2 separate regions of the Mus musculus genome follow, and region 2 is linked to region 1. Evidence: chromatin loops called from intact Hi-C (ENCODE). Cell type or tissue: left cerebral cortex. All regions are shown on one strand. Each heading gives the region's core, and the rest is flanking DNA. Links, peaks and the distances in the headings are about the cores only. Region 1 has its middle 18 kb from the start of Upp2. Region 2 holds the start of Ccdc148 (coiled-coil domain containing 148).

Region 1 (5,378 bases), core at 216-5,215:
TAAAACACAAGATGGCAGGCACTGTGGTAAAAGTCATCACTCTGTTTGAAGGCAGAAAAACCATTGCCAAGCTTTAGCCAGTCCTTATTCGAGTTGAACTAGCTAGGAAAGAGAACCATAGAGTCCATACACTCAAAGCACAGAGAGCATAAGGACACGGGCGGTCAATGCAGCAAACGATGCATTGTTCTTGAGGATACTCTGTGTGTGAATAAATGGAAAGGAATTGCATTCAGAGAAAGACGGCAATCCTGACTTCAGAAGCAGCAGGAAACAGCAAGCACAGCTCTAATGCACATGAGAGCTGTACCAGTTCACAATAATAGAGAATCCATAGTGTGGCCAACTGAGAAGATAATTCTTTTTAAGCCAAATGGACCCACATCATTGTTCCACACTTGATTTTTTTTCCTGTAAAGTGAAAATAACTATTATCATTACTCAGGAGAAAGTATATCTTAAGTATATGTATGAAACAAAGTCTATCAACCTTTACCTCAATATCATTTATTACTTTTTATTGAGATTCATTGTTAATTGAGTGTGTGTATATCCACATGTACACATGTGAATGCTGATGCCCCTGGAGTCTAGAAGATGGAGTGGGATCCTCTGGAGCTGGAGTTGGCAGCTGGTTGAGAGCCATCTGTTGTGGGTGCTGCAAACTGAACTCAGTTCCTCTGGAAGAGCAGCAAGAGCCCTTCAGTCTCGCCTAAGCCACCACTTCTCTTCCATCATTTATTATCTCAACACAGACTTTTGTCTAAAATTAACCATGCAACATAAAATCACAAACATGCAAATGAAGAAATGGGACCTTCTTTTGTGGTTCATTGAATCTAAATCTCTTAAACAAAAATGTCCTGCAAGAGAGATTCCCTGACTGCTGAGGGGTTAAGGAGATGTCTGTAACATTGTGTGGATCTCAGCCCCAGAGTCAGACATCAGTCACAGAGGATTATAGCCCAGGAGGGCCTATGTGACTCTGACAATGGGGCCAGGCAGGCAGGAGAGAGGCTCTGAGGATACACGAATCCAGATACATCTAACCTTCCATTTATCCACACTGACCATACAAAGGAAGGATGAAGGAGGGATCAAGAAACCCACCTCCTTTAGACTCATTCAAACACGTTCCACACTGTGCTATAAGACACGAAGTCTTTATGAAGGAGCAGAAACAATGGCAAGTCAGGGAGAAACACTAGAAAAGGATTTTGAAATCTTTCTCTCCTAAAATGAAGGTATGGAAATGTGAGAAAAATAATGAAGTAAAGGGGAATGGGTTTATCATGATTTTTTTTTTCTTCTGAGAAAGGCTCTTGGTAGGAGTCCCAAAGCAAGCTCAAACAGGACATCCTCCTGCCTCTGCCTCCCAGACACTGTAATCACAGTAGTGTGCTAGTGGTTTGTTGTGATTCAATGATCTTTTCACTTACCTTCTTTTCCTAAGTCCAGTGATAATCAAAGTAGCTTCATGTATGTGAGACTTTGTTCCCTTAATAAATGACCCTATAATGTAGATATTTAAATTCATGGTAATGTCCACTTACCCTCATGGGTGCTACATAGTCCATGACATGACTCTCTGATGCTGAACTCCACAATTTCCCAACCCCCTCCTGGCCAACAAGCATCCTAGAATGTGAATATCTAATGAAGTCGTCGTATGCAAGTGACTATTAAAGTAATACATTTTTTTCCTGAGTAGATTCATTGTAACAGCAAAGAAAAAACATTGGATTGGAGTCAGAATGCCAGGATTCTGACTCCAGACCCTTATTCAACTCACCTATATTTAACTTGGTATTCAATTATGAGGAAATCAGATACTTTTTTATGTCCCCTGATATTTCCTCTATTAAATGAAGCTGGATAATTAATACTTCATTCAAGCCAAGAGACCTGAACATGTATTTGAAGTCCTTTCTGACATCCGTGTAAGCACAGGCAAAGGTGTCCTATTTGACTGGGCATGAGGTTCTACATAAACGACATCAATATAAATGGGGGAGCTACAGGCAGCTTGGGTAGTTTAGAGTCCGTTGCAAGCCAGTGATTTGAACAAGGAGTTTACTACCAAGACTGAGCTGTAAGAAGAGACTGGAGTGATGACAATTTTGCTATTAAGAATCAAGGTGCACACTGCACATGGACCTGATAGATTTCTAACCACCAGCTCAGGCTGAGACACTCCTTCTGCCTAACCGTGAGATCCAGACTAGAGGGGACCAGGTCTTGAGGCTGGAGCCTTCATGATCAAGGTCAACCGCCTTATAGAGGGAGCCCAGGGGTTTTTCTCAGTCTGCCTCCCAATGAGGGTACAAGAAGTCAGTAGTGTGAGCCCTGGCATTGTGCGAGTTCACTGAAACCCAACCATGTTGGCATACTGATGCCAGATCTCCAGACCTCAGAGCTGGAAATTCCTGCCCATTCTGTGGCACGTTATTATAGTACTCTGAACTGATGGGGCCATTGTTGAAGGGTGTAACTGTTAACAATTGTTAACATTGTTAACGCAACAGTGAAGTCATCAATGACTAGCCAGCAGGACTTGCTGGAAGTTGTGGCTTGTTAGAGGAGCTACCCAAAGGGAGATGCTTCAATAGAGAGATTTTACTGTAAAGGTTTCCCAACAGTTCCTGGGAAAGTCATCAGCCTCCATGCTCTGCTGGAGCTGGGCATGCTGAATACACTGCAGAAGGCTGTTTTCCTGCAAAGGGAGCATTAGTAAGAGAAGCCCTGTGCCTATAGGAGCCAAATGCCGCAGACGCTGCTCACAGTGCAGGTGTCCTGGGTGTAATCCTTAAATCCCCAGCCAAAAGTAAAGAAGTAGGCGAGGGCAGAAAAAAAAAAAAAAAAAAAAAAAAAAAAAAAAAAAAAAGGTAAGAAAACTCTTCTCCTATAATAACTCTCTAGTACCCTCTACTGGTAAACTCAGTGAATAAAGAAAAACCATAAAGAGGCCAGCTTCACTTTACAGAGAGCACAAAAAATAAAAAAATAAAAAGGGGGTGTGTTATAGGTGTGGGAGTTGGGGGTAAGAGGTGGGGGTGGGGCAGTACATTTGGAACTGAGAAGCAATCTCTCAATAACATATGCAGAAAGATCTCAAAATCAGTTTCCCAAAAGGAAAGATTTAGATTCATATGCTGTATCATTTATCATTCATCCCAGAGGCAACCACTCAAAAACCTGCTGTCTGAAGCCAGGCCCTGTGAACACTTGTATAAGTTTGACTGTGATCGGCTTGAGGGAGGCCATGTTTGCCCAGCTCACCACAGTGAACAGTAGGCAAGTTTCTCCCACATAGATGTCAGACCCTTGTAAAGTAAACGTGTGAGTGTGTGGTTCCTCAATGATTCATCTGGGATGTTTTATAAATGACTAGAGAAAGGCTCAGAGAAATGTAGCAATTTAACACTTAAACTGGCCACTTCTGTCCCTGTACCCCTTCCATTAGTCAGACAAAACACAAGGTGGGTGGTACCAGCATTGTCTTTTCTGCTGATTTTTCTCAAAATTTGCTTTGGATTTGGCCTGCTTGTATTGCAGAGGCTTTGCTGATTTGCATAAAATCAGGAGCTTATTGGAAGAATTATCAGGTAATCCTCCATGACAAGAAAATAGCTCATAGCTTATCAGGTCTCCCTTGTCCTTCGGTTAACTACCCTGATATTTAGTGTTCCCTAAATTAAAATCCCATTCAAAATCCCTTAAACACAGCCACCACCTCACAATCTGTAATTACTCCTGCAAAAGTCATTTCCTTGATTCTGCTTTTCTCTCTCCGCCCTAGTCTTCGGAGCCATTACTTTCCATGCAATGAGGTTGTAGCAATTTCTATCACTCCCCAGAATAGGAAATCTATGCTGCTTTCATCAAGTAACTAAATGTTACCCCATTTCCGATTCTTAAATAATTTCTTAAGGAAGAAAATTTGATCTCAGGGTCTTTACAGCATTGCTGATCGCGTTGATGGTAGCAATCAATGCTTCGGCAAGGTTAACGATGTGCATTTGCACATAGTGGTTCATTTAAAGTGAATAATCAGGCATTTACTCAGTGCCGCCTCTTTATTTTTTAAGATAGAAGCCTGATTTAAGACACACTGCAACTTAAAGAGGCTGTGGTAAAGCCTATTTTGAAAACATTGCAGTTAATTGCAGATATAAGCTTGAGCCCACTTATTTACTTAAAACATGAAGGATACAAAAATTAAAATGGCCAAATAAGACACATCTCAAAACATGCAAAACTACTGAAAGATGGATTTGAGAATTTTAGTGGGGACACAGGACTTATAATGGAGGTTTTCTTTTAATGGGTCTGAGAAACGGATGAGGGCATCGTGGGCGTATACTCCACCCAACTGCTTTGGAGACTGAGGCAGGAAGATAGCTTAGCTCTGGAGGGCAAGAATGGCTGAGCAAAGCAGGAAGACCCTGTAGGGAGCAGAGGAAGCTCTGAATGAGTGACATACTCAGTGGAACCTGTATTGTTGACAGGGGCACAGCCATGTCCCAGACCCGAAGGCTTCAGCAAAACCTTACCTGGCTGAGGGATGGCAAAGCTTCCCTCAGGAGTCTTTATGACTTCATATGAGTGTATGAGTGTGTGCCTTAGGAAGGGTTTTACTGCTGTGAACAGACTCTATGACCAAGGCAATTCTTATAAGGGCAGCATTTAATTGTTGACTGGCTTACGGGTTCAGAGGCTCAGTCCATTATCATCAAGGCAGGAGCATGGCAGAGTCCAGGCAGACATGGTGCAGAAGGAGCTGTGAGTTCTACATCTTCATCTGAAGGCTGCTAGGAGAAGACTGACTTCCAGGCAGCTAGAATGAGGGTCCTAAAGCCCAGGCCCACAGTGACACGCCCATTCCAACAAGGCCACACCTACTCCAGGCCATACCTAATAAACACACTATGTTCCAGATAGCTGCTGTAGTAGCCATTAGAAAGCCCCACCTGACCCCGCTGTATTGCTTTTTCTGTGTCAATGCTTTCTTCACTCCCTCAATGTCCACAGTCAAGGCTTCTGAATGTGGAATTTAGAGATCACAGCCCAGGGGGTTATGTATGTCTTCTGCCATTCACTTCTTTTGTTTTGGGTTTTCAGTAAATGTTCCCAGTTGGAAGCCATGTTGTTTCATTGCCCATCAGGAGAAATGCGGGAAGATTCTCTACCCCTTCCTGGGTGTTTGGCATAAACCTGTTAAAGAAAAAGGTTGGTTGATTTTTTCAACACCAAAGTTACATTTGACCTGACTCTCTCCTTCATTCAGAACCAACTGAGAACCCATCTTCTGTTTGGTATGTGTCTTTTTTTTTTTTTTTTTGTTTTTGTTTTTGTTTTTCGAGACAGGGTTTTTCTGT
Region 2 (5,378 bases), core at 254-5,253, 420 kb before region 1:
AGCTGGCTATGAAAATCTATTTAAATAGATCTCTGGATATTGACACATGGGATAAAAAAAAAGCTTTCAGTTTAAAAGATGACAACAACTAGATTTTTAAAAATCAACTTAAGTAGTTTAAATTTTTACAATTTGTTTTGCCAATTTGTAGAGAAGGAATAAAATTGCAGTTCTGATTTAATGCTGACTTCATCTAAATACTCAAGGTTATATGATTACTCAGTTGTTTTTTATTATTACACTGAAATTGGTAAAGAGTTCTTTCAACTTATGTTATGTCAGATCCACGTACAGGATTCTCTTGGCTTACGCAGCTTGTATGCAGCAACCATGTGTATGGCTTTCTCTCGGGCTCACTAGCATCTGCTTCCTTCTTTCAGGCTTGCCATCATTTTCTTGCTACCTTATCTCCACCCAAAACCAGAGGTAAGAACCAGCAGAATGCTCAATCCCTCCCAACTCAGGAGCTTCCATATGGCATACAGCTGCCAACCGCAGCACCTCTCCTTACATAATAAAAGACGGTAAGGAGGACCTTTCCTTTGGTCAGGATAGTTTTATATTCACAATGGTTCTAGATTATGAGCCTTCTCTCTAAGTCTTACTAACAAACACGATGTATTTCTAATTGAATGTCTGCTCTTACCTGAAGCAGGCGAGACTTATCTGCTCAGTCAATCATGCTCACGTGCACTCTGTATATCTGAACAAAATCTTTCCTTTCTGGTGAATCAGAGAAAATAAATTCCCGTTTACATTTTGGGGAGCAAGAACAGGGAATGCTTGGGACCTCAGGCACGCTAGGTAAGTAAGCCTCAAGCCTGTGCTGCAGAACGGACCTCCCCTTTCTAGTTAACTTTCTAATTTTCATGTCAAATTAAACAACCAAGAGTTAAACTGTTATAATGTATCGTTACATAATAAAAGTTTCCTGTAGCCATTTACAAACTCCCCAAATCCTCTGCATTGTTACTGTAGGGGAATTAAACCTCTAAATTAGAAGGTTCACTGACTACAGGCATACCTGAAAAACAATGTAGCAAGCCAGAAGACACAACCTATCATTTCTTCTCCCTTGGGTCTTAACTAAAATGCCTGCAGACTTTTCAATGCCCTTGATGCATGCAAAGTAGGGGTCAGAAGACAGGTGACTGGTTGAACTACTGGCTTATTTTCCTGAATCTGAGGGAAAATAACCAAATGCAGAAGGTTGTCTAGTGCCAGCAACCTTCAAAGCAGACTGTGGAATGGAAGCACACACCGTATGCCTTCAGCCAGAAACACTTCCTCCAGACATTGTTCTTGCTTTCACCATACCATTTCCCACAACTGTTTCTTAGGTATCAGAAATGCTCCATGGGATATACTCCATTTAAAAAGAGACAATTTCTTCTACTTTCTCAAAAGCAAAAACCTAACCCTGGTTCTGGGAGAGCATCTGTCAAAATTTTGCTTTTCTGTATTAATTTAGGAAAGAAAGAAAGAAAGAAAGAAAGAAAGAAAGAAAGGAAGGAAGGAAGAAAGGAAGGAAATGTATACTAGTCGTTACCAATTTTATACATATTTACCAATCTTTATAAGTTGTAGGACTGTGCTTTTTATTCAGTTAAACTGAGTGACAAAGAAAGAAATGGCGCTTTCCACTAATAAATTACATATTGAAATATACATGACTGTGATGTCCCCGGGTTACTTGCAGTGGTAACTTACACGCCCCGAATTTAACTGTACCAGACAGTTCTATCTGTCCCATCGCTGGCCAAACACTGCTGCTCTGTTACTATTCATTATGTATTATACGAGGCCTAAACACAGCCCAGTATGACGATGGAAAATATTCCGATCCTCATGACAGCAGTGATGCATTCAAGATCTCTTGCAATACACCCCGGACCTGGAGCACTAAAAGACATTTTCTGATACAGCTAAAAGATGTTGGCTGCAAGCTTACTCAAGAACATTCGGCCCTGTCTCTGCTGGTATTCAGAAAACCCTGGTTAAAAAAAAAAAAAAAAAAAAAAACCACGCACTATCCAAATCTTGCAAAAGCAAACTTGCCAAGAGCCTTCTGCAACGATCAATAATAACCTTGGGTACACTGACACCTAAATTCACGGTCCTGGAGACCAATGCAGCAAAAAATCCAGAACCATAGGCTGGAGCCCCAAGAAAACTACCGCGCTTCCCTCTCCACCGCCCTCTGCCGCAGGGAGAGAAGCGGAGGCAGGAGAGTGAACGAGGCTTACCAGCTCTGAAGATGCGCCGTGACCTCTGGCTACGCGGCGAGATCAGGGCCGGGAAGGCGCTAGTGCGGCCGCGGCCCGTGCGGACTCTGTCCCTGGTGCATTCCTTGCATTCCAGCACAATCTGTCGCCAGCCTACAAGCTGGCAGCGCGCGTCGCCCGTTGGACGCACACACCTGCCTATCGCGGCGCCCGGAGCAACCGCGGCGCCTCCGCTGCCCGCGCTCGCCGGGTGTCGCACTCAGTCACTATGCCGCCAAAACCCGGTCCCGCCGCTCGCCCTCTCGTTTCCCAAGGAGTAAGAGGGGACAGGGACCCACGACCCTCCGTTGGGTGCAGCTGCTCGCTCTAACTCCTGGCAGCGCGAGGAGGCAGTGCGGCGCGGGAGGGCAGCCTGGAGCCTTAAGGCTGGGGCGCCCGCTAGGGAGGAGCGTGCGGTTTGCAGCTGCAAGCTGGGAGCCCTGGACCCTCCGGGCGGTCGTCACGGGCACCAGCGCTGCTCTGGGGGCCCGGGCGACACGCCGGGCGAGCGTGGGAGGCACGGCTGGCGGTTGCTTCGGTGGAGCGAGGGACGGACACACAGACGGCCGGTCCCGGGCACGACGGCGCGCGGGAGCCTCGGGGCTCAAGTTCGAGAAGCGGTGGCGCGGTGCGGGAGGAAAAGCGGCCGCGCCGAGCTGTGCGGGGCAAAGTTGTGCGCCGCCGGGGGGAGGGGAGAGGCGGGCGGGATGGCGGAGCACGCGGCGGGGACCGAGAGATCCGAGCCAGGGAGCCGCGGGGGGCGCCTGGCCGCCGCCAGGTCCCGGCTCGACGCGCTCTGGGCAGCTAGCACCCCAGAGCCCCGAGCCCTCCCGCCAGCCCCGCGCACTTACTTTCCAGCTCAGGCGGAGGCCGTCGTCGCTCCAGGGACCAGGGACATCCACGCCGAAGGGTCGCCGCTGCGGCACCGGAGCAAACTGGCCGAAGTGCGGCAGCCTCGCCGCTGCCCTCCCCTCCCTCCCCTCCCGCCCCCTCCCCCGAAGAGGCTCTCCCACCACCCCGGTGGCGGCGGCAGCTCGCCTCTACCCCGTGCCCATAGTGCCGCCGCCGCGGCCGGCGTCCACGCGCACTCAGCCCCGGAGCCCTCTAGACTGCTCAGAGGCCGCCGCCCCGCCGCCAGCCCGCCCGCCCGCCCGGCCAGTCCCGGCACCCGGGAACGTCAGCACGCTGCCGTCCCCAGACAGGCTCCGCGCCCGCCCCATTGGGCGGAAGGAGAGGGCCGGCCCTCCCCATTGGCCCGGCCCTCATATTGAACGAGCCAATGGGAGCTGCGGTTTCAGGTCGCCATGGAGACCGATGCTGTTAAGAGCTAGAGGGCCAGGAGAAGGTGGGGAGTGAAGATGAAGGTGTCTGTAGCCTCCGGCGCGGGAGGGGGTGGGGGGAAGGAGTATTAGGGGATTCCCGGGAGAGGGCTCTGAAATCGGGCGGGTCTTGCTTTTGAGTATTGCCAAGACTCTGCATGGTAGGGCTTGTCCCCAGCGTCAAAGGCAGAAACAACTGAGCCCCCGGACTTCTACTTTACATTGAAAGCTCAGGAGTGGGCGTTTCATTTTTCCTGCATCTGGGGAGCATGCGAGGCTATATGCATTTTGACCTTTGAGATCTGTGCAGCCCGGTGAGTTTCCACTCCATTCCTTAAATCTCTGCTTCTTCCTGACGTCACAGGGTCACTTGAATTCTTTCTCCAACCACTCCCCCTTCCCTGAGTCTACATTTCCTCTGATTTTTGGTTCTTCCAGCCTATAACCCCTCCCAACGAAAACAGGATTTCTTGCACGTGGTATTTTGGTAAGGAAACTGAGTGGGGTTGTACTAAAGGACCAGCCCGCAACAGAATGAGTTCTCTGCTTCCCAAAACAGCAAGTCTGATCTCTCCTCCGCCCCTCCCTCTTGGACTATGTGCTTTCTGTGCTGAGCTTGGCAGGTGCATGCTCTTCCCAGTTTGTCTGAGGCTGGAGAAGTGCCAGAATTCATCCCAATGATTTCTCAAAAAGAAAAAAATAGATTACAAATGATGGATTTTTGCTTTCTGGCAGTTTTCCAGATTAATACTAAAATCGGTAAGGAAATGATGAATTGGGACAGGGGAGCATTCGCACCCAAATCTTGACCTTTAATAATGAGTGCTCTACTTTCATTTTAAATCATTTTGTGCTAGTTTGCTCGTGCTAATTATTTTTGATGAGTGATGTTCATAATTAGATGGTAGCTATTAATCTGGAACTTTTACACATGATATTGCTTCATAACATATTTTAAAAATAGTACCACTCTAGCATATAGCCACCGATGTATTCATGTTTCTTCTTTTGGTGGCTTTGTTATTTTCATAATATCCTCTTTAGTAAAAAGAAAAAAATATTATACTATCTCCCTTCACAATAAGGGATATTAATTTTCCTTGTTATATTTTGTGGGGAAAGCTGATAGGAATTTTACATTACAAATATTTTGTTGTGAGAAGCAGATTATTGTGTATGCAAGCTCTATATATCTAATTTACATTCTGAATTTTAATTGGGTGGCATGTTTTGGCTTTTATGCTATAAAATATAGCCTAAGAAATGTTAATATGGCAACTTGCTTGGAAAATGAATCTCCTTGGTACTTATTGTAAACTTGATTTTAATTGACAGTTCCGTGCAGGATTGGACTGTAGAACAAAATGCATGAGCATGTGGATGTACCACTTAAATATTTTAGAAGCAAACATTAAGGTTGGAGGAAAAGATATCTCATGGCTTGTCATTAGGAAAATTGCCTGCTTTTGAGTTTTTCTTGTGTTTGTTGTTGTTTTCTTGCTATTGTGTGTTTGTTCATCGAATGGAAAAAGTTAAAATGAAAAGATAAGTAAGATATTTTAAATGTATAGTCAAGATACCAATAATTTGTTTGTTCTTAATTTAAGTAATACTAAATGAATGTAATATTTGCCTACTCAAAGGAGAAAATGGGTCTCTTTTTTTCGTCCTTCATAGAAGGAAGGGGGAAAAAAAACAATTTTGGTTTTACTCTAAAAATTATTTTCTTTTGTATCTTTCTCAAAACGCATATCTGTCAAATAATTTTCTATTGTTTTTATATGTGCAACCTACA

Evidence for each region. Peaks named below come from ENCODE experiments on the same cell type or tissue, not always from the same donor. Only the 100,000 strongest peaks of a DNase experiment are listed, where the experiment ranks them.
Region 2: a loop joins it to region 1, with 2.9 times the contacts of the local background. A loop is called at or near these places in 2 of 42 quality-filtered maps.

What each region holds. Positions count from the first base shown.
Region 1 is chr2:58,734,953-58,740,330 of GRCm38, reverse strand. It overlaps a transcript of Upp2 not described here. Among named protein-coding and RNA genes, the nearest start is that of Upp2, 18 kb to the left of the region's middle. In left cerebral cortex, for the core only: a CTCF peak has its summit at 2,934 (motif pointing left); a DNase peak (open chromatin) is centred at 2,747.
Region 2 is chr2:59,158,866-59,164,243 of GRCm38, reverse strand. It overlaps Ccdc148 (coiled-coil domain containing 148), which reads left to right and starts at 3,561. Exons shown (of 15, transcript NM_001372501.1): 1 at 3,561-3,897. Pkp4 (plakophilin 4) reads right to left here and starts at 3,394. Exons shown (of 22, transcript NM_026361.2): 1 at 3,116-3,394. In left cerebral cortex, for the core only: a CTCF peak has its summit at 2,196; DNase peaks (open chromatin) are centred at 2,607, 3,158, 3,531, 3,987 and 3 more places; H3K4me3 peaks cover 4,216 bases; H3K27ac peaks cover 3,322 bases.